3 separate regions of the Homo sapiens genome follow, and regions 2 and 3 are each linked to region 1. Evidence: chromatin loops called from intact Hi-C (ENCODE). Cell type or tissue: dorsolateral prefrontal cortex. All regions are shown on one strand.

The links. A loop is a pair of places that touch in the nucleus more often than their neighbours do. Peaks named below come from ENCODE experiments on the same cell type or tissue, not always from the same donor. Only the 100,000 strongest peaks of a DNase experiment are listed, where the experiment ranks them.
Region 2: a loop joins it to region 1, with 4 times the contacts of the local background. A loop is called at or near these places in 67 of 110 quality-filtered maps.
Region 3: a loop joins it to region 1, with 2.9 times the contacts of the local background. A loop is called at or near these places in 18 of 110 quality-filtered maps.

The regions. Positions count from the first base shown.
Region 1 is chr5:139,964,699-139,972,698 of GRCh38, forward strand. All of the region lies in intron 1 of NRG2 (neuregulin 2), which reads right to left. Among named protein-coding and RNA genes, the nearest start is that of NRG2, 75 kb to the right of the region's middle. RefSeq lists an enhancer at 4,369-4,418. In dorsolateral prefrontal cortex, CTCF peaks have their summits at 4,261 (motif pointing left) and 4,468; a DNase peak (open chromatin) is centred at 4,243; H3K4me3 peaks cover 808 bases; H3K27ac peaks cover 803 bases.
Region 2 is chr5:139,859,430-139,867,429 of GRCh38, forward strand. It overlaps NRG2 (neuregulin 2), which reads right to left. Exons shown (of 10, transcript NM_004883.3): 5 at 6,120-6,196. Among named protein-coding and RNA genes, the nearest start is that of PSD2, 68 kb to the left of the region's middle. In dorsolateral prefrontal cortex, CTCF peaks have their summits at 4,847 (motif pointing left) and 5,046; DNase peaks (open chromatin) are centred at 4,092 and 4,842; H3K27ac peaks cover 2,703 bases.
Region 3 is chr5:140,039,958-140,047,957 of GRCh38, forward strand. It overlaps NRG2 (neuregulin 2), which reads right to left and starts at 3,342. Exons shown (of 10, transcript NM_004883.3): 1 at 2,413-3,342. The coding sequence starts at 3,112. RefSeq lists enhancers at 1,245-1,434, 2,807-3,476 and silencers at 2,775-2,984, 3,145-3,484. In dorsolateral prefrontal cortex, CTCF peaks have their summits at 3,411 and 3,626; DNase peaks (open chromatin) are centred at 1,924, 2,714, 3,394, 3,744 and 1 weaker place; H3K4me3 peaks cover 4,078 bases; H3K27ac peaks cover 4,418 bases.

The DNA.
Region 1 (8,000 bases):
GACAGGGCCTCTACTTCTTGGCTTCTTGCTCCACCTAACCCCTGAAGTTACTGAATTGGTTGGGTCCTATCAAGTCCAGAGAGAGGGAGGGCCCTTCCCAACTTTCCCCATGACCCTCACTCAAACCATACCTATCTAGCCCTGAGCCATCAGTGGCCAAGCGATGCCAGGAGAGATGGTTTTTGTCTGACTGTCAGGAGATGCCACTGTGTCACCCTGGAGAGGAGAGTGGAGTTTTTGGCCTCAGGCCACTAAGAGCCTCTAACCTGGGGCTGGCTTTCACTCTCCCAGCTTAAGGGGAAACAAAGGTGTCTTGATGCACGGGCACTAGGATTTTTTGTTGGTGGCAGTAGACACATCAGCACTGCCCCAGGGCAAGAACCCTACCACCACCTTGTTAACCCCTCATGGTCAGGCTAGCTCTCCAGCTTCCCACCTGGCTCCACGACAGCAACCTCCTCCCACCCTAGGCACAGTTGTCACATGCTCTAAGACTTCTAAGAGCCTGCGTGAATGGTCCAGAGTGGAACTACGTGGGGGAGATGGGTGGAGCCAGACAGCTCACTATGTTCCAGGGTGGGTCAGGGGACAGTACCCCAGAGGGACACCCCGACTCTCTCAACTCCTCCCAAACCAAAGCCTCAGGTTTTCCAAGAAGGCAAACAGCTGCTCAGAGAAAGCAGCCCAAACCAGCACAATTGCCAACAGAGCTTGAGGCAAGGCATTCCCCAGCCCCAGACCAGGCCAAACAGCAGAGCGACGCAGTCCTCCTGAACAGGGATGGCAGCAGCAGCCCCAGCTGCCAGCAGGAGGCCGTGGCTTTCATGCCACCACACAGCAGTGCTGCTGATGCTCCAATGTATAACAGGGCCTGAATATTCACCCAATCAGGCCCCTGGACAGAGGGACTCTGACACTTCTGCTGATGAATCCTGGCCCTCCTGAAGGCCTTCCTATGAGCAGCAAAGCACAGGGCTATACTTTCTGCCAAGATATATCTCCTTCCCAGTCTGGTAGAGACCGTCACCCCAATTGCAGACAGTGCTAAAAGGAAGAGCTGTCAGGAGTGCTCACTAGTACAACTCTTGCCAAGGTCAGGATGTGACTGTGAGGTAAAGCCAGCAGAGGTATGGATGTGGGGCTCACAGCCTTTGCAGAGGGAGAGGTGTGCTAGCCAGGGGGAGAGGGGATTGTGGGCAAGGTCCCTCCTACCAGTCTCTCATATTGCCCTATATCAGCCTATTCATTTTCTTCCTAGGACTTTTCACAATTTCTAATTTTTTTTTTATATTTGCTTACTTATTATTTGTTTCCTCCACTAGGCTATAAGCCCCATGAGTTTAGGGACCATGTCTCGCTTATTTACTATGGTATCCCCAGTGTCAGTGTGGTGCCTGGCACATAGCAGGGACTCAGTAATATTTACTGAACCAATGAATGGTCTCTGTCCAGAGAACCTCGGTGCACTATGCTCCATTGCCAACGAAACACAGGAGTGATGCACCTAAACACCCAGAGAATCCAGATCAGAGATGGCAGGAAGTTCTTCAAGGAAGGCCCACCAGCTCTCCCACCCATGCATTCATACCACATTGTACAAGTCTAATCTGAGCACTTACGCGACAGGTACTGCACTGGAATGTGAGGATCCCTCCACGAAACAAATAAACAAAACCACTGGCCCCTTCCCTTACGGAGGTATGACTTTGGTAAGGAAGGGATATTAAGAAACAAATGACTACAATTCAGTCTGACAAGCACCATCAGAGGTAAGATCAGAGGACCCACCCTACTCTTGGGAGCTGGGAAGCTTTCCCAGAGGAGGGACATTCTAAGATGAGCTCTTAGGGGTGGTGTGAACTAGCAGCAAAGACTGGAGGAGGAAAGAGGGAAGAAAAGAAGATTTCACAAAAAGAGGTTAGTATATGCAAGAGTTTAGAAATGAGAGCATATGCGACTTAAAAAAGGAGAAAAGGGAAGTTTGGCATGGTCAGGGGTGATGAGGAGAGGCTGAGAGAGAGAGTTGGAAATGCAAGCAGGAGGACCTGGAGGGCCTGGGAAACTGTGTGGTGAGCTGCTGATGGGCTACAAACAGAAAGGTAAAAGAATCTAAGCTTGTGATTTAGAAGCTTCCCTAAGTGCACAGAAAAGCAAGCTCAGAGCATACCTGCTCATGCAGAAGGCTAGTGAGGCTTCTCCTATCTCTAATGGATGGGAAGGAGCTTACAGGAACTGCTCAAAAAAAGGCCTGGGAGGAAACAGGGGTCATGCAGGCCCCCAGCCTCCCCCAGTGGCTCCACATCAATAGAACTTATTTGCCCCTTGCTCCGAGATATAACACCCAGGGGATTGCAGGAGACCTGAGATGCCAGTCATGTGGGAATCACATGTGAGGAGTCTCCACACTGCATAGCCCACGGGGATAGGGTCAACGGGAGTGGCTGGAAAGGAAGAGGAGGCAATGGCCGGTGCTGGGGCCAGGGATCATGGGATTCAAGAAAGCTATTTAGAGTCAACCTCATGCCTAGATTATAAGGACCTTCACTCCAGGGACTATTACCTTGTATCCCACTCAGCCCTGGGTACAAGGTAGATGTCCAACAAGTACTCCTCTTGGGCAGAGGAATAGAAAACCCACTCAGACATTCTCAGGACACACATACCTCCTCCGCAACAGAGTCTCCGTACTGAAGGACAAGTGTCCTTTTCCTCTTTCCTCATCCTGCAGCCCAACAAAGGCCACAGGTGGCCAAATGTACCAGACAACAAAAGCTGATGAAGACGCTGCTGCCGTGCACAAGGTGGGCCCACGAGAGGGCAGTTGGTGGCCAGGTGGGAAGAAAAGCAGAGACACTTCTAAGGAGAGGCTGGTAACTGAAGATCCCTCAGATGCAAGGCCTCATCAGAGATGTAGAATGCCTGGGCTCTAGTCAGAGCCCTCAAGACTCCTTTAACCTTGGGTCTTGATTTTCTTACCTATGAAAGGAGAACAGGGCCGGGCACAATGGCTCTTGCCTGTAATCCTAGCACTCTGGGAGGCCGAGGCGGGTGGGAGATCGAGACCATTCTGGCCAACATGGTGAAACCCCATCTCTATTGAAAATACAAAAATTAGCCAGGCGTGGTGGCGGGCGCCTGTAGTCCCAGCTACTCAGGAGGCTGAGGCAGGAGAATCCCTTGAATCTGGGAGGCAGAGGTTGCAGTGAGCTGAGATCGCACCACTGCACTCCAGCCTGGGCAACAGAGCTAGACTCTGTCCCAAAAAATAAAACATAAAAATAAATAAATAAATAAATAAATAAATAAATAAATAAATGGAGAACAGGACTGCATGCTTACTCAAGCCCCTTCCAGAGTTTCATTCCAGGGGGAGGAGGCCATGCTGACCCCCAAGGCCTCTGAGGGAAACAGCTTCTGCTTTCCTAGCAGGCACTGGCAGCTCAAGTCAGGCCTTCCCACTCTCCGATAGTCCCGTCCCAATGAAATACCGAGGCTGGGCCCAGAATCACCATGCCTGCCCGCCCGGCTGAGAAGGGGTGAGAAGGGAAGATGTGGAAGTGACAAGCCGGAGGCAGCTGATGAGGCCGACCACAGAAAGAACGGGCCTCCGTGGTGGGCCCGGAGCTGAGAGGGCCTGCGTGAGGGTAGGGCGCAGAAGGCCAGAACCCGGAGCCTCAAGGGGGCCTAGTTTAGGAGCAGGGCAGGATTGGAACATCCTCCCTATAGAGAAGAGGCCTGTAGACCAGAATTTTTTCTGACTCTGCAAGCCTGGACTTCATCTTGTTTGTGTGAGGCGAGGAACCTGGTCGATCCTCGCCAAAGGGGATGGGTCAGAGAGACAGCAGCACCTTCCTCCACGCCTGCAGGGGACTGGAAGGAGGAAGGAGGGCTGGGAAGGGCAGAGGGGTAGCTCCTGAGCGGCAGCGCCAGCTGTCCACACTGGGAGCTCTCCGTTCGGCGGCCTTTCACTGAGGGCTGGCTCCCAACAGGCTGTGTTCTGGACACTACTCCAACAAGCAACGGCATATTATTGGACAGGCTGCCCAGGACTCAGCAAGCCCAGCAAGAACCCAGCTCCATCACCCGCACAGGGCAGCAGAGGCATCCGCTGGTCCTCACTGGGGAAGGCAGCAGACCTTTCCAAAGCCCCTACAGCTTTCCTCCCAGCCTCAGCCCAGGAGGAGAGGGCACTCCGAGGCCGGTGCAGGAGCTGAGACGCAGCCTGCCCTGCCACCTGGTGGAGAGATGAGGAAGGTGCGCGGGTCCGCGTTCAGGCAGGTAATGCCCCGCCACCTGGTGGAAAGCTGCCGGCAGAGGGTTCCGGCGCTTGCAATCAGCCCAGCCGCGTGGCAGCCCACAGTCCTAGCCTAGAACATGAAGGATATAGTGTTCTAGGGCTCAGAGGCCTTGCCATATTCTTCTGACCCAAGAAGCAGACTCTGGCCCTGAGCCAGTGCTAGGAAAGGGCCATTCTAATTTAACCCGCCAAGATTAAGGCCAACATATCTGGCTTTTAATAACTTGTTATGACTCTGACACAGTTTCCTGAAGCTTTTCTGAAGCAAGTTCTAGATTTGGCAAAAGGAAATAAGAAATAATAGCTATCTTGAAATATCTATAGGGCTGTTATCTGGAAGAAAGACTAAATTTATTTTGTGTAGCTCAGAGGGACAGACATAAGGCTAACAGGTAAAAGTCAAGGCAAAGCAGATTCTGCCTCCATGAAAGGAGCGTTTCTACCAATTAGAGCTGACCTCACTGGCAGCCTTCAAAAGGAGTGAGTTATCAGGCAACAGGTGCGTTCAAGCAAGGCAGGATCTCTAGTTTGGCAGACATGTTAGAGGGACAGTTTTTGTACAGGGATCTTAGTGTCTCCTGCAATGCTGAGATGCCACACCAGCTTATCCCTGTCTCCTTACCTTCCTTTACCAATGTTTATTGAATCAACTCTATGCTCAGCTCCAGAGATTTCAGAGACAAATAAGACACAACTCTTGCCCTCAAGTATTTTAGAGTTTAGTGGAGTAGTGAGCCCTCTAGCTTCTAGTTCCACCCCAAATAATAGATGATGACCTTTGGCTTACACTGCATTCACCTCTCAAACAGGAAGGGCAAGGGAAACACTATGTGCCTTTCCCGTCCTTACTGGAACAATTCCATGCCTCCCATTGACATATGAACTTAAATAATATTGCAAATGGAGTGTGCTATCATCGCCTAAGAATAATATAAATAAAGCAATAAAAACAATGAATGTCATTTTACTATGTGCCAGGCATTGTGCCCCTCACTTTACAAGTATTATTTTTACTTCATTGTGCTGGCAAAAGTTCAAAGACAAACCGAATAACCTTTAGAAGTCCCTAAAGGGCTATACAGAAAAAAGATGTCTGACTATTCTCCACATTCTCCAATTCATGCCACAGGATAATGGTTTTGTATTACAAGAAGGCCTAAGATAGCTATAAAATAGAACATTCTGGGAACAAGATGGTCCAAAACACTGGAGTAAAACATCAACCAAGATGGTGGTGTTTCCTTCTTTAGAGCACTTGAACAACAACCTGGATATTCATTTGGTTCTAAGGATAAAAGGAAAGGAGTAGAGAAAATGAACTGGTCTGGCCAATGGATAAGGTCTGGGTACAGGATCAGAGCTTTCAAGTCAGGTTGATAAAACCTCACATGATAAGGAGGTAGGCTTCATAGGACCACCAAGACTAGAGCAACATCCCCACCTCCACTGGAGGGGCCCTCAAGAGTGAGCCACTAGAAGATGCAGGCAAGGCTAATTTGGGCTGACTACTTGGCTTCTAAGTTCTACCCTGCACTCTGACCCTCTGTGTCCACCACTCCCACCAACATCCTTTATCCCTCCATGTTTCTCTCTAACTATTCCAGCCCTGCTATCCCCTGATGAGCTTATCTCCTTTTTCAGGGTACCTCTGGGACCATCTTCTCCTCTAGCATGCAACCTGTGCATGAAAGACCAGAGAGCAAAGAAGAGAAGAAGTGGCCTGTGGTAGGAAGCAGTGGGAAGGCAGGAAAGCTGAGAGAGTGCTCATGACTGGGATATAACCCCAAGTGCTAAAAATCAGACAGAAAAGGCAGTGCTAATCTTTACATTCCACCAAAGTAGAATGTGTAAAACCTGCTGGGAATCCTTAGTTAGCACTATCCATGAAACCTTTCCAAACATGCGTTTGCTTCAGACTTGAAAATGAGGCCAGTCTCCATAACCAGTTTTTCTTTTTTTTTTATTTTTTCCCCTTGAGCTTTGAAAGTTAATGAATCTCCATCCTTCTTAGAAGGGAACACAGTGACAACACCACCATCCTGGAGACTATCCTGTTTGCTCAACCTCAGTTTCCCCAACATGGGGAGAAAAGAAGCAGATCTAGCTCTGCCTCTGGGCCATAGTAAAGGACTACCTCAGTCAGATGCATTCAGCCAGCCCAGAGACCAAGCTGATGACACATGTAGGCCCTTAAAGTTTCCCTGAGAGCCCCCAGGGTTGGCATCAATTTCATTTTAACACCCTAGCTCCTCCACGATCACTCTGCCTGTGTCAGCTTTGATTCATGGGCCTATTTTCCACTAGACGGTAAGTCATCTTCCTGGCATCCAAACAGCTGGGGTTGGAGTAGGGAAAGAACTAGGTAGGCATTTGCTTTGCAACACATCTGTCCTTAGGGGGCAGCCAACAAGGAGTTGATTGTGCCCACCATTCTTCACCCAAACTCCTTTCACAATGGCAAGGAATTGCGGGGAGGAGCTGTGGCCCAGACCCAGAAGGAAATTAAATGGCCTCAAAATAGGTCAAACATGCCTTTGGCCCAAACCCACAAAAGGAAAAACCAGAAGACAGCATGCTTGCCTTCCAGTTACAAAACAAATGTAAAAAAAATCAAGCATTCTCAAGTGCATGAGCAATATGCAATTAGAAAATATAATGAAAATACCATCCCATTAGTAATATCAATAAAACATACAATGATAGGACTAAAGTTAGTAAGAAACGTGCAGGATCTATCAATAGAAAATTATGCTCTAGCTCTATTAAAGGAAACAAACAAACAAAAAGGAATAAATGAAAGTAAAAATGTAGTACTTTACAACATATCTCCCCAAGGTAACCTCTACATTTAACAGCATTCCAAACTAAAAAACCCAAGGGCATAATTGATTCTCAAATTTATCTAGAAGAATAAACGTAGAATAGCCAAGAAAAATACTGATAAAGAAGAACAAAAAAAGAGAACGTGCACTGCCAGATACGAAAATGTATTATAAAGCTACAATAATTTTAAAAATGATGTTCAGGTACCAGAATAGATCAATCAGTGGAACATAATATAAAGCCAAGAAACAATTGCAGGTGTTGAACAAAGGCTTTATTAACAGGACCAGTGCGTATATAAAATGTAATATTATAGATACATGTAGAATGTTAAGTGACATTTTGTATTAAAACAAAAAGAATGGACTGTCCAACAATGATACTGGAATAACAAGTTAACTAAAATTTTAAAACACTAGGCCTATAATACACAAAAATAAATTATAGATGGTTAAGAGACCTAAATGTTAAATAAAACACTAGGACATTTAGGTAGATGTTTATGTCACACAGGAGGAATAGAAGAGTCTTTCTAAGAATGAATCAAGAAGTAGACCAAAAAGAAATACTGATAATGTTTACCATATTAAAAAATATAAATCCTCTGTATTAAAGAATGTCATAAACTGGGCACGGTGGCTCACACCTGTAATCCCAGCACTTTGGGAGGCCGAGGTGGGCGGATCACTTGAGGTCAGGAGTCCAAGACCAGCCTGGCCAACATAGTGAAACCCCGTTTCTACTAAAAATACAAAAATTAGCTGGGTATGTGGCGTACGCCTGTAATCCCAGCTACTCGGGAGGCTGAGGCAGGAAAATCGCTCGAACCCAGGAGGCAGAGGTCACAGTGAGCCGAGATTGCACTACTGCACTTCAGCCT
Region 2 (8,000 bases), 110 kb before region 1:
AATGGAAAGAAGACTAAAGTCAAATGGAAAGGGATGCCTCTCTGCACAACTCTCCAAACCAGGCTTCTGTGGTTCCTGGACACCAGCCCTTCAAGGGGCCATGTTCACACATGGGGCCTATCTCTTGTCCAGCCAGCCTGCGGGTCTGCACTCAGCTCAGGAGGGGGCCCTCCCCTCTGAGCTCTCCTAGCAATAAATCTCCCCTATGTGAGGGATGCTACGGTACACTGAGGGCAACGGTCCGAACCCCTGAGTGCCCTTCTGTTCATGAGCTTCTTTCGTCTCCTGCTAAATCAACGTAGTTTATGATAGGACATCTCGATGGGGCCAGGAGAGATTTTTGGAATCATCCCTTTTCCATTTTTTGGAAAGGAAACCAAACATTCAGCACACATGGCATCGGAGGCTGTGGAGAGGGGCCACGCAGATGGTGCTGAGTGACACACAGAGGTTTCATACCCTTTAATTCAAATCCAAGGTGCTCTGGCAGTGCAGAAGAGCGAGGGTCACAAAGGGAGGGGTGGAGGGAGAGAGACAGGTGGGTGGGGACAGGGGGAGAGAGAGAGACAGAAACGTTGGTCAGGACTCCTCAGACACCGGGCAGCCATCCTGCGAGGTGAAAGCAGGTTAGTAGTGTCCCCTCCCAGCCTCCTGAGCTCCTTCCCTGACACCCAGTCCCCAAGAGCCCCAAGGAGGGTAGAGAGAGATGTTAGAAACAGCAGGCAGGGCAGGCTCTTTAGAGATGAGCTGTGGGGTTAGTACCTGGTGGCGAGGCAGAGGCGCAAGAGTCAGTTGGCAAATGTCCCTGGGAGGAAAGGTAAGTGGGGGTGGGGGTCTCAGGAGCCCCCCTGCTCCTCCCAGCATCAGTGCCAGGCCTTCAGCACTCTCAACTCTCAAGCCTTCCTGCAGACAGCTTGCCCAGCTCCCTCATTGGGGGCCCAATTTTTTTTTTTTTGTTCAGAGTGCAGGCATGAGGTCCCCAGACTGGCCCCATGTCCCTGCTGTGCCCCACAGGCCTAGCTGGCCTGTCCACGTACTGGGAGCCCGGGTGGGGAGCCTCAGAGTCTGTGGGAGGGAGTGGGAAGAGGAAGAGGATGAGGCTCCAGATAGCAGGTCACTTCTCTACTTGACACCGCAACACCCTAGAAGCCTACAGGGCTGGGCCATGGTGCCTGAGCCTGATTTCACTACCCAGAAGAGCAAACTGCAACTCACAGGAAGAGACAAGTGGGTTCACTTGTAGAATGTCTGAGCTCCTCAACTGGTGGACAAATTACAGTCTTGGAAGTGGGATCCTGTTTTGAATGTGTGATTTCAGGACCCTGTGACGGAGACCCCCACATCATTGAAGGGTTAGATAAAAGGACCCTGACTCAAGAGTCAGTTCTGCACTGACCTGCTGCTGTGCCACCCTGAGTGATTCCAATCTAGTTAAGTCTCAGGCTCTTCTCTGTTACGTGGGGATCAGCCTGGGGCATAGGATCCTAGGAGGTTTGCAAACCTGGCTGAGCTTCTGAATTGTCCAGACTGAGGAAATCTGGCTCTGAGGTGGGAGCCCAGAAATCTCAACAGTGTTTTTAAAAAGCTCACCTACCATTCTAATGTAGCAGCCAGCATCGGTCTACAAGCCTAGAGTCTCCGTTTCATCCCTAATTCACTATGTGGATGTGGGTAAGCCATAATCCCTGTTTCCTTGTCTGTCCAAAGTGCTTGCACACAGCTACAGGAAGATGTGAACAAGCCTGGACGGCATGAGCTCAGCATGCGTGCAGGGCCCCGCTCCTCCTAGCCTGGATTGGCTCACTCTCTGGCTTCCCCAGGTGTATAGTCAGCACCACTAGATCCAGGGAAGGTGTGACACTGTGTCTGATATTCTCATCTGCCTTGGAGGAAGGCGAGCACGTGGCAATCCGCAGGAAGTCCTGCGCATTATCCATCCCTGGACCTCTCATCTACTTCCTGATAGGGATTCCAGAAGGTTCTGCATTTGGAAAAGGGCGGGAGAGCAGCATGGCTCCGAGCCAGGGACTGTGATGGCTCTGACTAAAGAGGCTTGAGGAAGATCCTGGGGCTTCAACCCCCCAGTTCCATGCAGAGACCACACCAATGAAGCATTCATTACTCCCAGCTTTTCCAGACACAAGCCATTCTTGTACTGCTATTAAATCCCAGGTTGGGGAGTGACCTTGACGTTTTGGTTTCTTTGCATTCCCACTCTGACTGCTTGGAGGCAGGAAAAAGTTGCCGTAAGTACAGTTTGTCCACTCCTCTCCAGGGTGTCCCAGGGCTGGTCAGGCGTGCTGAGTAGACAGTACAAACTTGACAATTCTCAAAGAACCCTGGCGCACCTCTCACTGAGTAGTTAATGCTGTGGCCCAGGGACCCTTCAGGCAGCTGGAGAGCTCACATTGTTTGGCTATCCAGCCATGCTGCCCTGAGAGAACAGCCCAGCTTGACCACAACACCTGGGACGCAAAGAGGATTGGGTTCATAGAGCTGGTCTGGGCCCCACTTTCCGACGAGGTGGTTGTATTAGATGAGGCAGCTGGGGCCCAGTGATGCTAGGACACTTTCCCAAGGTCACACAGCAAATTAGGAGGCAGAAGGGAGACTGGAGGCCAGACCCTTTGGTCCCTTGGTGCTAAGCCATGGCTTTCCTGCCCACTGAGTTTCTGGGCAGGCCTGGCTGGGTATTCCTGAGGACAATGACCAGCTGGAGAAGTGAGCAGGGCTCCCAAAGCCCTTTAAGCGTTTTCTTCTGCATCACTCCTCTGGGAACCGAATAGTAGCAGCTGCAGCTTCTAGGGCTCCTAACTGGCCTCCTCTTTGAGTCAAAGGCCAGTACTGTTTAGAGTGGTGGCTGGCATGATTGGTGGGGTCACTGAGGGCCTGGCCAGTCACTGGGTAGGCAGCTTTCTCACTGGGAAGCATGGGTTGGAACATGAGGGGCCTATGGCTGTGTCCGCCCCAGCAAAGACAAGACCTTCCCACTCATTATGTTCATTGGCTGCCACTCAGCCAGGGTGGAGTGGCACCACTGAGTCACCGGAAGGTCCTATTAACCAGAAATTTGCATGTTGACCAGTAACCATGGCAACCTGATGCTGGACTCCCAACAGGGCTGTGCTTACCAGACAATATGCAAATTCTTCATCCTGGACATGTCCCATGCCATACAGTCATAGGCTGCCTGGACAAGGAGGCAGTGATGTGTACAGATGTGAGCATGAGCTCCTGTGTTTGCACTTGTGTGTGCAGGTGTGAGCACATGCTCATGGGTTTGCTCATGTGTGCAGGTATGTAAGAACATGATTGTGTGTTTGTGCATGTATGAGCCCATGCTCATGCGTTTGTGCTTGTGTGTACAAGTATGTGTGCTCTTTTACATGGGGACATAAAGATGGACAAGCTTTGACCCGTGGGGAATGGAGGGGCTGTTTGTGGAAGAAAGAAAAGCTTCAATGTGCTATTGCAGTCACAGGCTCTTTCTTTGATCTCTGCAAAAGATAACCTGGTCTAGATGCTATCTGGGCAGGTTGGACACTTTGCTCAGGATGTGCTGGGAGTCAGCCTCTAGGGGGCTGATGCTGCCCTGCCCCCGCATACCAGTTGTAGCTGGGAGAGGTACTAAATTGTGCTCCAATCACAATGGCAGGCTCTCTGCTAAGCCCTTCTTATGCAGCACTTCATTTCATCCTCACAGTAACCCCACAGGCATAAATGTCATCATCCCCATTTTACAGATGAGAAAACAAATTGAGAAGTTAAAGAGGCCCCAGAGCTAGTAAGCTCAGCAGCTGGCATTTTTACTGAGGTCTCTTTGAATCCGAAGCCTGAACACTTAAGCCAGCACTTTACACTACCTTTTCAGTAATTATCTGCTAGAGCAGTACATGAAGTGCTCTCTGGGAAAGTGCTTGAAGAGCATAAATCCTTTACGAAAAGGTAACAGTCAAGCTACTGAAGACACTAGGCAGAAGGGCCTGGACTGCCTTTGCAGGCTCTTTTCTGGGCTCCCGGGGCCCTGCTGACCTTCCTAGCAGATCTAGGCTGAAAGCTGAAGCAGCCCAGCTGGCAGAGAGGCCTTGGATAGCGGCCCGGTTCCGGAGGCTCTGCTGCTCTGATTCAGGACAGGCTGGGACTCGCCATCCAGGACAGTCTCACAAGCCCGGGAGGCTCTCTGCCGAGAGGAATATTGCCCCACTGTCTCTTGCCCCTGGCCCCCAGCTCTGCCTAGGCTCTGCCTTCTCTTGAGGTCCCTCCTGCTCTACAGTCCTGCACTCAGGGCTGGATATGACTCTGAAATGATTGCAGAGCCTGCGTTCTAGAGAATTCTGTTGGGCCACATGTCCTGCCCACAGGCTCTGCCCTTCCTCCTTGGCCTCCCACACTCTATTAAGATAGTTGACCATCTGGGCCAAGCAGCTCCCATCCCCCAGGGGTCTCTATGCCCCTGTGGGGTTGGGGTGGGGAGTAACTTGCTGGACTTTTGTGCTGTGGTCTGAGGAGTACTGGGAAGGATCATTTCTCCACCCTGAGACCTAAATCCCCAAACCCCTTTTCTCCAAGGCTACCTACATGGTCCCCTGGATCCCACCTTTAGCACCTCCCAGAGTTCTACCTCCCAGTATCCAGTGCCATGTGGACACTTGGTTCCACACTCCTCATGGGGCCCAGCTGTCCTCCCTGGAGAAGAGGAGGTCGGGGGGCACGCAGGGGCCTAGCCTGCTCTGCAGGATGGGATGGGTAACTGGGGACAGGCCTTGCAAGCCAGCGGACCCCTGGTCCTCAAGCAGAATCAATGGCCGGCCAGAGGCTTTTTGTTCTGCTCCACCTCCACCTGGTGGTGCTGGAAGGAACTGCTCTCAGGCCCCAAATAAAAGCACTCCATAATTATGGCTGGGTCCTTGGGCCTCGGGGCTCACTTTTCTTTCTTTCTTCTCCTTCTTCTTCTTCTTTTTTTTTTTTTTTTGCAAACTGTGCAAAAGGGAAAGCTCCAACCTCATAAGTTGAAGAAAGGAAGGGAATAAAATCCTAGATGGGAGGATTCAGACCACAGAGGTGCTGAGAGAGTCACCAGTTACCCCTCAATTCCTCATTTCCTCAACTTTTTAGCATCTCCAGCACCAACCCCCGCCCCCTCTCCCACCATCCTGTAGCCACATAAATATCTCTGGTATTCATGGAAATCATTGCCCTGGGTCCTGCTCTCCCTTAATTCCCCTTCCTTCCCTCTACCCCATTTCCAAACCCTCAAAACAAACAAACTCTGGCCAGACTGGAAAATGGGCTTTCTGAGAACTTTTTTTCTCTCTCAAACACGTCGGCACACACACACACACACACACACTCACTGCCAGACCCTTTGGTACCCTCAGGCAGCCTTCGGAGCAGGGGAGGGCTCTGCAAATGCTTCCTCCCATTCTGGCCAGGCTGCCCGACCCCAGAAGTTGGGAGGAGGCCTGGGTGTGGCCCTGGCTGCTGCAGAGAGAACTTGGCATTACTGTGCCCAGGAGGTACAGCCCACATGTGGAGGTGGGGGTGCCGGGGGTGTTTCCGTCTCCTCTAAGGAGCGCAGGACACCCTCTACATCTCCCCCTAGTCTTGCTAAGCAAGGCCCCATCCCTCCCCAGGGGGAGACTGTCAGTCACCAGGGAAGAGAAGAAATAGAAGAAAGAGACATACTGGAGAAGTTGACCATTGCGAACTGCTGACACCTGTCCCCGGTGTATCCCACAGGACACCTACCAAAAGAAAGAAAACCAGAAAGAGAGAGCCAGGATAGCAAGACACAGGCATTGCAACACCCCGGCACGGGCTCCTGCCAATGCCAGCTGGGTTCCTTGCCACCGTTACCATTTGTATTGGCCTTGCCACTCTGCCCCTTACCTGCAGCCCTGAACTTTAAACCCAAGGATTAGGCCAAAAATGAAAACAAAGCAAAACAAAACAAAACAAAAAGAACTAACAAACCAAAATACAAAAAAGAAAAGAGAAACAAAACAAAACAGCCAAAGATCAAAACAACCAACACCCCTGGCCCTATGCCCTACATTGGGGGGACTGCACCCAGAAGCTTTCTAAGGAGCAGGGACTTGTGTTTGTATCTTCAAACATACTTTGCTTAGGATCTGGCATGTACAATCGCAAAGGCAGTTTCTCCAAACATCTCTGTCCGAAGAATCCATTTGGACATCTGGAGAAGGAAAAGGGGAAAAATCACAGAACAAACTGGCATCATCCGCGAGGCTAAGGTTAGAAATCAAAGTGCACAGTGATGAATGAGAAAAACCAAGTCAGGCACTTGGGGTCATACTTGTAGCTGAAGGGACTGGAGTCAGGGCTGGGTGGAGGGCTCTGAAATCTCCTTAAAAATCTGTCTCATAGATGTGGCTCCATGGGTGGTGGGGAAGGTGGGGTGGGTCAGGGGGAGGATGATTTAGGTAAGTGGGGTGAGGGAAGATGGGAAATTGTCCTACTGGTCATTGAGACTTTCCTTCTTACCTGCCTGGTGCCCCATGAAGCAAGCACTGTGGCCTCTTGGTGCCAGGCAGTCAGTCAGCTGGCAGGGATCTGGGAGCCTTAAGGAATACCAAGTTCTTGGGAGCTACTCCTCCCAGGACCGACTGAAGGATTCTCTCCTGGGCCCTGGGCAGGTTTTCTCATCCAAGAAACAGCCCCCAGGAAACTCAGATAACTCGGGAATGCTGTTCCCAGACTGTGTATGTCTTTGACAAAAGTGACCTAAGAGATGTTTTATCTGTTCTTTCAAAGAGGGTTCTGTGGCCAAATCAATGTAGGAAATACATTCTCAGGGTGCCTTGTAGAGTTGCAGTGTACCTTCACCTATGAAAGACTATGAAAGTTTCATAGGAGGAAATAGCTGAACTTTCCATGTAAGTTCTCAAATTTATTTGTGTTTCAAATTTACTTCACCATGGATGTTGTTTTTTGAGGAACCCTTGTGGTAGAACATGGTTTGGAATAGGCTGCCCCAGTGTGATGTACATGGGAAAAGCTTAGTAGGGAAATGGGAAGTTGGAGAGGAGCTGGAATTATCAGCATCCCAAAGTGGGCCTTCCTGATACCAGGTGCAGGGAATCTGGCCTCAGGTAGCAAGGACCACAAAAGGGATTGGAGCAGGCTCGCTGGGGGACCCTGGAAGCCTGGTCCACATCAAGGTCCTAGTGGCAGCCAGCCTGCGAAACTCTTCCATTTCCCCATGACCTGTTTCTCCATCACTGCCTGGACCTGCCCTGGATCTCATTCTCTGATCTTGCCTTGCTTACAGCTCTAAAGCACCCCCCACTCAATCTCCCTGACCTTGTCTCTACCCACAGGGTACACGTTCTTCTGCTCTCTGGCTGCCAGCCCTCTCCTCAAGCGAATCTCAGATTTCTTGCAGAAGTCTTGCAAATTTCTGGAGGACATGCCCAGCCCTGTACTCTCTTCTGAACCCCGGCAAGGCTGGATACCTAAGGAGAAGCTTACAGGGAGGGCTAGACCCCTTCCCCACATCTCCCTACTCAGAGATGGGTCTATATTGCCTCTGCATCTTCTTCCTTAGGAAATTAGCTAAGTTCATCACCAGTGTCCCCCTCAATAATAGGCTACTGTTCAAAATTAATCAATGTAAACTTCCTCAAGAGGCAAGTGTACTCTATTTCTTAGCATTGCAGTATATAGCAACTGTCAGGAAGCCACTTAGGCTTACAGTAAGTGGCAGCCATTGGTTGTGACAGATACTCATGAACACCCTGTGACCTCAAATCTGGAGGAGTGGGGAATGGGAGTGGTAGTTGAGCAGAGGGCTAGAGTTTCTCTGGGCCTTGATGGCATCTCCCCCAGGGGAGGCAGGAGGTTTGTCCTGTAGTGGTAGGAGTGTGTGTGTGGGTATGCCTGGCTAATTGGGGGGTGGTGGAGGGCTGGGAAGTGTATCAGGGAAGTGGCATGGGTGGGAAGAGGGTACATGGTCGTCTTACTGAACAGGGTGGTTTGGA
Region 3 (8,000 bases), 75 kb after region 1:
TATTTCCTGCTAAGCACAAGGACAGTGTTGTGGTTAGTTAGGATGATTTTGTTTCCTTATTTAATATAGCATTACCAGTACATGTTTTCTTTAACCACATAGTAGAAAACAAGAAAATGCAGTTTATGCTCTTCTGTTATATTATCACCAATTCCACAAGTCTCACAAATATGTCCTTTAATTTCTAATCCCCTTATATAAGGCTCCCCAAAATGGTACCTATTTATATACTTCCCTTTGAATATCAATTCAAAGCAATTTTTTTTTGCATTCTAAAATGTTTACTGCCATACACATTCCTGATCCTTGATAATTTGTGATATGTGAGGGCCCTTCCTTTACCAGTGATTGCAGTTCTAAATGTATCTTTTTAAGAACTATACTACACATGCTATTTTGATAATATGAGATGATCATAACCTAGAAACAGACCATATTTCTGCCCCTCAAATCTTTCATGATTTCTGCATTCAACTGTTAAGCTACTGAATACCCACTAGAACAAACAATGTGTAATTGATAAGGTGTATTGTGTTGGGGGAAGGAGAAAGTAGGAGGAGGGAGACAAGGGAGCAGAGAAGCCAGTTACTCTATGGGGTTATCTGACAAAGACCATCAAGTCCTCAGCGGCCCAGACTAGGGATTATGTGGAGATGTACACTGTGCAAATGCAGGAGCAACTCACCAACAACCAAACAGAAGCTGTCCTTGGACAAGATTCAATAAATATTTTTACTATCTATTTTCCACTGTACAATACTGTTTCACAGCTCCCCAAGGCATCTCAGAGTATTTTAATACTCCCCAAGTATCAAAATACTTAATAGAATAAAAAATTAGAAATTCTTAGCTGGTCTCTACTTGTCTTTATAAAACATTTCAGAACATAAAACCAATAATAAAAAGCAGTCAACAATATTCCTAAGGATAATGTCAGAGCGATAAACTGCTGTTATCCCCCAAAGTTTTCCCCTCCTTATTAAGACATTGCCAAGATTCTTCTCATTAAAGTGATCACAGTTTAACATAGTTAGTGTCTAGATATACTCCCATCACTAAACTCCTAAAATTTGCCTCCTGAAGGGGGTGGGGGAGGAAAGCTTCCAAAAATCATAGGTATCGATCTAGAAAGATGAAGGCAGCAAAACTTACTATAAGCTGTTACACATATTTTGCTACTCAAACAAAGCCTGTCTACACTACCCAGAATCAGTTGGTAAAACTGGTAAACATACCAACTTCTATGAGAGTACAGGACATCTATCATAATTCAGCGATTACACAGTCCAGCAAGTCATACCGCATGCCAACAAATTCAGCTTTAGTTGGGACAAAACGAAACCTCAATTTGAATAAGCACGAGACAGGCTTACACCAAATACTCCAGTGTGGGACAATTTGATTTGAAATATCTTACTAAGAAGTAAGTACTGGATTCAGGGACAAGAAGAAAAAGCTCTTAGACTGACATTTCTTTGACTTTTGACATGGGAGACTTCCATTCCCAGCTGCAGAGATCTACAGATTTCAGTGTTTTGTTTCTAATCACCTGCATTCCTGTGCAGCATCCAACATCATGAAGATGAGAGATGCAGTCAAATACATCCGGCGAGTAAGACGTTAGAGCTGAACTTAAAGCATTCAGCAGAAGTTACTCTCTTTCATCATCATCACAATCAACAGACCTTGTAATTCCCCCAGAAACAGCTAAAAAAAAAAAAAAAAAAAGGTGTCTGCTTGCTAGTCTTAAGAGAAGGATGTGCTACCTGCTTAGCAAAGACAGGCAATCACGATGAAGAAAAAAACTGGAGCCACATGGAGGACGGAAAACAGTAGCAGAAAAAGTCCAACTCTGCCTGCGCCAGCGGTGTGGATGAGCAGAGCAACGAGCCCAGGAGAGGAAGGAGGGGGCGGGGGCGACCATTCCCTAGGAGAACTTGTAAGCGGAGGCCTTCACAGCCTGGGAGTCTGCCCAGCTGCTCCCGCAGACCCTGCCAGCCTGGGCACGGCAGGCCCGCGGCAGCAGGGCAGGCAAGGCCTCCGAGGGTCACTCCTGACTCACTGAGCCTCAGGCCAGCACCGCCAGGACCTCTCCGTTTTTCCTTCCGCTACTGGGCTATGATGGCAGCTTTCCAGCCCCACATGCCATACATCAGCCGCAGATCCCCGCTGGCACAGGCCAGCGCCTCCCTCCGCCCCCCACCCCTGGCACACTTTGAGCCTGATCCTTCTTCTCTCCAACCCCAACCCCCTCACCCACCCGTGCCAGGCGCCCTGCCCAGGGGCGGCCCCACCCCCCCAGCGCCCGGACGCTGCCAGGCCCGGGCACCTGCAGCACCTCCCCGCCCCACCCCCATTCTCCACCACCTCGCCCCTCCCCCCTTTCTCCAGCAAAGGGAGGGGGCGACTCACCGCAGTCAGTGCACAGGATCTTGCCCACCTCTTTCTTGAGATTTTTGCCGTTGGTATCGAGGGGGGCAAAGGCCGTCTTAAAGACTAAGGGCTGTTCCGTGGGCTCCAGGAAAAAGATGTAGCGCTGGTTCCTTTCGAGCGGCACACAGGAGCCCACGCTGATCACCTGCTCGCGCTGCAGCCCCCCGCTCCGGAGCGGCCACTTGTCCAGCACCTTTACCAACGCCACCCGACCCGAGGCGGGCGGCTCTCGGGTGCTGTTGGAGCTGGAGCCGCCGGCTGGGACCAGCCCCTGTACCTTGCCCTCCACCACCACGGGTGCCTTGTACGCCTGGTCCTGCACTGACTTGAGGCTGGGCGAGTAGCAGGCGAGCGACACACCGAAGAGCAGCATGGAGAAGCCGGGGGCCGGGTCGCGCCTCATGCCGCCGGCGGCTGCGGCTCGCGAACGGGCGGCGGCTCTCCGGGCTGCGGGGCTGCGGGGCTGCGGCTGTTGCTGCGGCCGCGGCTCTGGGGGCGCAGCGGGACGAGAGATGCTGCTGTTGTTGCTGCTGCTCCTGCTGCTGCTGCCGCTCTCGCTGCTGCTGCTGCTGCTGCTGCTGCTCCTCTCGCTGCTGCTGCTGCTGCTGTCGCTGTAGCTGCTGCACCGACCCTTCTCCAGTGGCGGCGGCGGCAGCGCTGAGCAGCAAACCTGCCGCATCTGGCCAGGCCATTTGGGGGGCTCCGCCGCTCAGCCGCCGCCGCCTTGGGAGGGGAAACAGAGCCCGCTGGAAAACCGGAAACAGCGTAACGTTAGCGCCTCTTAGCCCTCCACCGGCAGCCCGGGGAGGTGGCCCAGCTAGGGCAGGGGGCAGGCGGCAAGCGGGCCGCGATGCGCAGCGCGGCGCAGCGCAGCGCTCCCACCCTGTGCGCCAGGACCTGGAGGAGGATGCGGAGGATGGGACGCCCGCCCACTTGCTCTCTCGCGCCCCCTCTGCCCCCGGACCGAGTAGGGAGCGCGGCTTCTGCAGGGGAAGCTTGGGACTGCACTGCTTTAGTGCCCGCCTTCAGCCCGCAGGGGCGCGGGAGGAATCGTGCCACCCTTTGCTCCCGGGATTTATCGGCATGACAGTGGGGGTGGTGCGTGAGGAGAAGGCGAAGAAGAGATAACGGGCTCCTGGCACCATCCTATGAACGTGGTAATGGGACGCAGGGCGTGCCCCCTGCCTTTGGCCAGCAGCTGTAGGAGCCAGAGAGGTTGCCATGGCCAGGGTGGCCGGCCAGCCTCTCGCCTCTTGGGCTGTCCTCTTTCCTAGGAGGACCCTGGAGCCCAGCCCCTAAATGATACCACGTGCTCGGTCCTGCCACCGCCTGGTGAACGCTGGATATTCGACTTGAGGTGGGGGAGAATCCCAGCCCCGTCATTTTGGAAAGAGTTGGGCCACAAGGTGTCTTGTCTTAGCATTGAGGACACCCAAGCAGAGGTGGTAGCTGAGAAAGGGCCCAGTCCCCAACACTCTGGGCTTTCTTCAGCGGCCACGTGGGGATCTGGCTGAGCACTGTACAACCTCATCTTTTAAAAATCTGATCTCTAAGAAAGGTGGGGGGCTTCTTGGGAGCCAACAGAGAGCCAGAGCCTGTCAGGGCCAGAGGCTGCTCCATAAAAAAGGTTTTTTTTGTTTTGTTTTGTTTTGTTTCCAAGGCTGATGCTTGCAAGAGGCAGAAGAGTTTGCTGCACTGGAGCCAGCATCTGATTTAAAACACACACACACACACACACACACACACACAGGTCCATAATCCATTAGCCTATCAATGAGGGTCCAGGGAGTTTTCAACACCCAGCTTTTAACCTTGAAGGATGTGGAGCTCAGGAATGCCAGTGAGCTCTTGGGGAATTTTATACCGCACTGGGCTCCACAGGAAACTGGTCCAAGGATGAGTGACTTAGGCTAGGACTGCTATTCTGGAAAGGAAGTAGAGAGAGCTACACCTTTCCTCCTAGCTAAGAGACATCTTAAACTCAATACATCCAAAGCCAACATCATTATTTCTTCCACTTCACTCCAAATCCCCTATAATTATTAATGCCACTGTTTTATTCTTTTAGACTACATCAATCCATTACAATAAGTCCCTTCATCTCATCTTTTATTCTTCCTCATCCAATTAATCACCAAGGCCTTTGGGTCTCTCTTTTAAAATAATCTCCAATTTATCTACTTCCACTCCAACTCTGCTGCAAATACCTTAAGTCCAAGCCCTCATCATCTCTCACCTGGACAACTTCTAAGCCTTCTAACTGGTCTCCACTCCTTTCACCTCATCACCTATCTCCAGTCCTACCAATGCCAGAGTGATCCTTCTAAAAATAAAATGTAAGTACAATTTGGCCATGCTACTGCTCTCAGAAGTTAAGTTCAAACTCCTCAGCAAGGCTCTTCATGGGCTCCCTTTGCCTAGCCAGCTTCATATCCTGAGAGCCAACCCCCCACTCTAGCAATCCTCAGCACTTCATGCTCTTTCTTGGTGTGCTTCTGCACATGATGTCTCTTGTGTCCAGAAAGCCTCACCTCCACCTTGACCACATGGAAAACTTATTTTCCCAAGGCCCAGCTCAGCATTATACCGCATCCCCCTTCCTACATATCCACCTCTACTCCCACCAACACATACATGATGGAATTAATCCCTTCCTCCTCTGTATTGCCATGAGCTTCACACATAGTATTACTGTTGGGATACTGGCCCATACCGTATTTCAAGCAGCCATTTAATGGGTCTGCATCTCCCATCAGGCCAGGCACGTTAATGTCAGGGACTATATATATCCTATTCATCTTTGGATTCCTATTACCTCCAACACAATGCCTGGCATAAAATAAGGATTAGCAAATCTCCAGTGAAAGAAGGAGAGAAGGAAGAAAATAACTGAAAATCGGCACGCTTAAAGGCATCAAGCCAATCTTCTTGGCTCCTTCAGTGTCCCCCATTTCATTTTCATAGATCACAGACCTCATAAATCACAAAACATCACCATAAGGAAGATAGCGACATCCACTCTTTCATTTTACAATGAAAGAAAAAGTCCCAGAGGGGATAGGGGACTTACTCAACATTTCACACAGCCAGGACTGAACTCAGTCTTCTGTTCCTGAGACCAGGGTCATAGTGAAGAGCTTGTGCTCTGGAGCCCAGCAGAGCTGGGTTTTAAAGCAACTCTGTGACTTACCAACTTTGGGATGAGTCTATTTCACTCTCTAGGCCTTAGTTTCCTTATCAGTATGAAGGAGAAAATAATAGGGTCTACTTCGTAAAGCTGTTTTTTGCTCAGTATGTACTTTCAATAAATATTCAATTGAATGGCTCCTCTGTGCCAAGCACTGAGGCACTGTATGTTACTGGATGTACTGTGGTGAACCAAACTGTTCAATAGTACATGTCTGTGCTCTCAAAGCTCATACTCTGACTGGGAAGACAACAGTAAATAAGTACACAAATGGGTAACTAATTACTTGTATTGCTGAGTGTCCTGAAGGAAATAAACAGGATGAAATGCTAGAGAATAATGGAAAGGGGAGAGGATAGGTCTACTTGGATAAGGGAAGGCTTCTCTGAGGAGATAACATTTAAGCTGAGACTAGAAGGATGATGAGGATGTGGATTATGTGAGATAATATGTAAAGTGCTTAGAACAATGTCTGGTGCACAGTAAGGGCCAAAATTAAAGTTGAAGATTACTAATATTTTACTTATACTGGTGGTTCCCAATCTAAGAGCTGAGAATCTCTAAGTGGTATTTATTTTCTGTATATTAAAAATATTCACTAGGATTTTCTGTATATTAAAAAATGCGGCTGGGTGCAGTGGCTCATGCCTGTAATCTTAGCACTTTGGTAGGCTGAGTGGGGTGGATCACTTGAGGTCAGGAGTTCAAGACTAACCTGGCCAACATGGTGAAACCCCATCTTTACTACTACCAAAAAAAAAATTAGCCAGGCGTGGTGGCGCTCCCCTATAATCCCAGCTACTTGGGAGGCTGACACAGGAGAAATGCTAGAACCCAGGAGGCAGAGGTTGCAGTGAGCCTCATGACACTACACTCCAGCCTGGGCAACAGAGCACTGTCTCAAAAAAAAAAAAAAAAAAAAGGCGATACAATTTTTCAACAGCACATGTCATGAAGAATAAAAATATTATTTTCCCCTCTCTCTCTTATTTTTTTTTTTTTGAGACAGAGTTTTGGTCTTGTTGCCCATGCTGGAGTGCAATGGTGTGATCTTGGCTCACTGCAACCTCCACCTCCCGGGTTCAAGTGATTATCCTGCCTCAGCCTCCCAAGTAGCTGGGATTACAGGTGCCTGCCACCACGCCTGGCTAATTTTTTGTATTTTTAGTAGAGACGGGGTTTCTCCATGTTGGTCAGGCTGGTCTTGAACTCCCGACCTCAGGTGATCTGCCTGCCTTGGCCTCCCAAAGTGCTGGGATTATAGGTGTGAGCCATTGAGCCCGGCCTCTTTTTTTTTTTTTTTTTTTTCTTTGAGACAGAGTCTCCGTCCCCTAGGCTGGAGTGCGGTGGTGTGATCTCAGCTCACTGCAACTTCTGCCTCCCAGGTTTAAGCAATTCTCCTGCCTCAGCCTCCCGAGTAGCTGGGACTACAGGCACGCACTACCACGCCTGGCTAATTTTTGTATTTTTAGTAGAGACTGGGTTTCGCCACGTTGGCCAGAGCAGCCTCGAACTCCTGACTTCAGGTGATCTGCCTGCCTCAGCCTCCCAAAGTGCCGGGATTACAGGCGTGAGCCACGACGCCCGGACTCTCTTTTTCTTTTGAGACACGATCTGGCTCTGTTGCCCAGGCTGGAGTGCAGTGGGGCCATCATGGCTCACTGCAGCCTCGACCTCCTGGGTTCAAGTGATCCTCCTAAGTAGCTGGGACTACGGGCACATGCCACCACACCCAGCTAGTTTTCTTTTCTTTTCTTTTCTTTTCTTTATTATTACTTTTTTTTTTTTTGGTAGAGATAGGGCCTTGCCCAGACTGGTCTCCAACTCCTGGGCTCAAGCAATCCTCCTGCCTTGGCCTCCCAAAGTGCTGGGATTACAGGTGTGAACCACCACACCTGCTCCCCACCTTTTTTTTTCAACATATCCATGTTAAAGTACAACAAAATATAACAAGATATTGCTAAGTGAAAAAAAGCAAGATGAAGAAGAGTGGTAAGATGCTACCATTTTGTCTTTTTTTAAGATGAAATATGTAAATGTTTGTAGTGCAAATTTACCTTTGAAAAGATACAGCAGAAGTTGAAACAATAGGAGGCTCTGGAGAAGGGCAGTGTGTGAATGAGGGATGGGGTGAAAGAAGGATATTTTCATGGTATTTCCTTTTGTACCTCGTGAATTTTATATCAAGTTCATGTACTAGCTATTCAAAAAAATTTTAAGAGGGGATCCTCTAATTTGTTAATGTTGCTGAATTTTTATCATGTGTTTTTCTCAAAGTCTACTTAAAGTAGAACTACTATTATATAGGATTCTATAAACAGAAAGAATATTCTATATAATGGGAACTACTATTATATGGGGTAAAACTCTTTTTACCTTA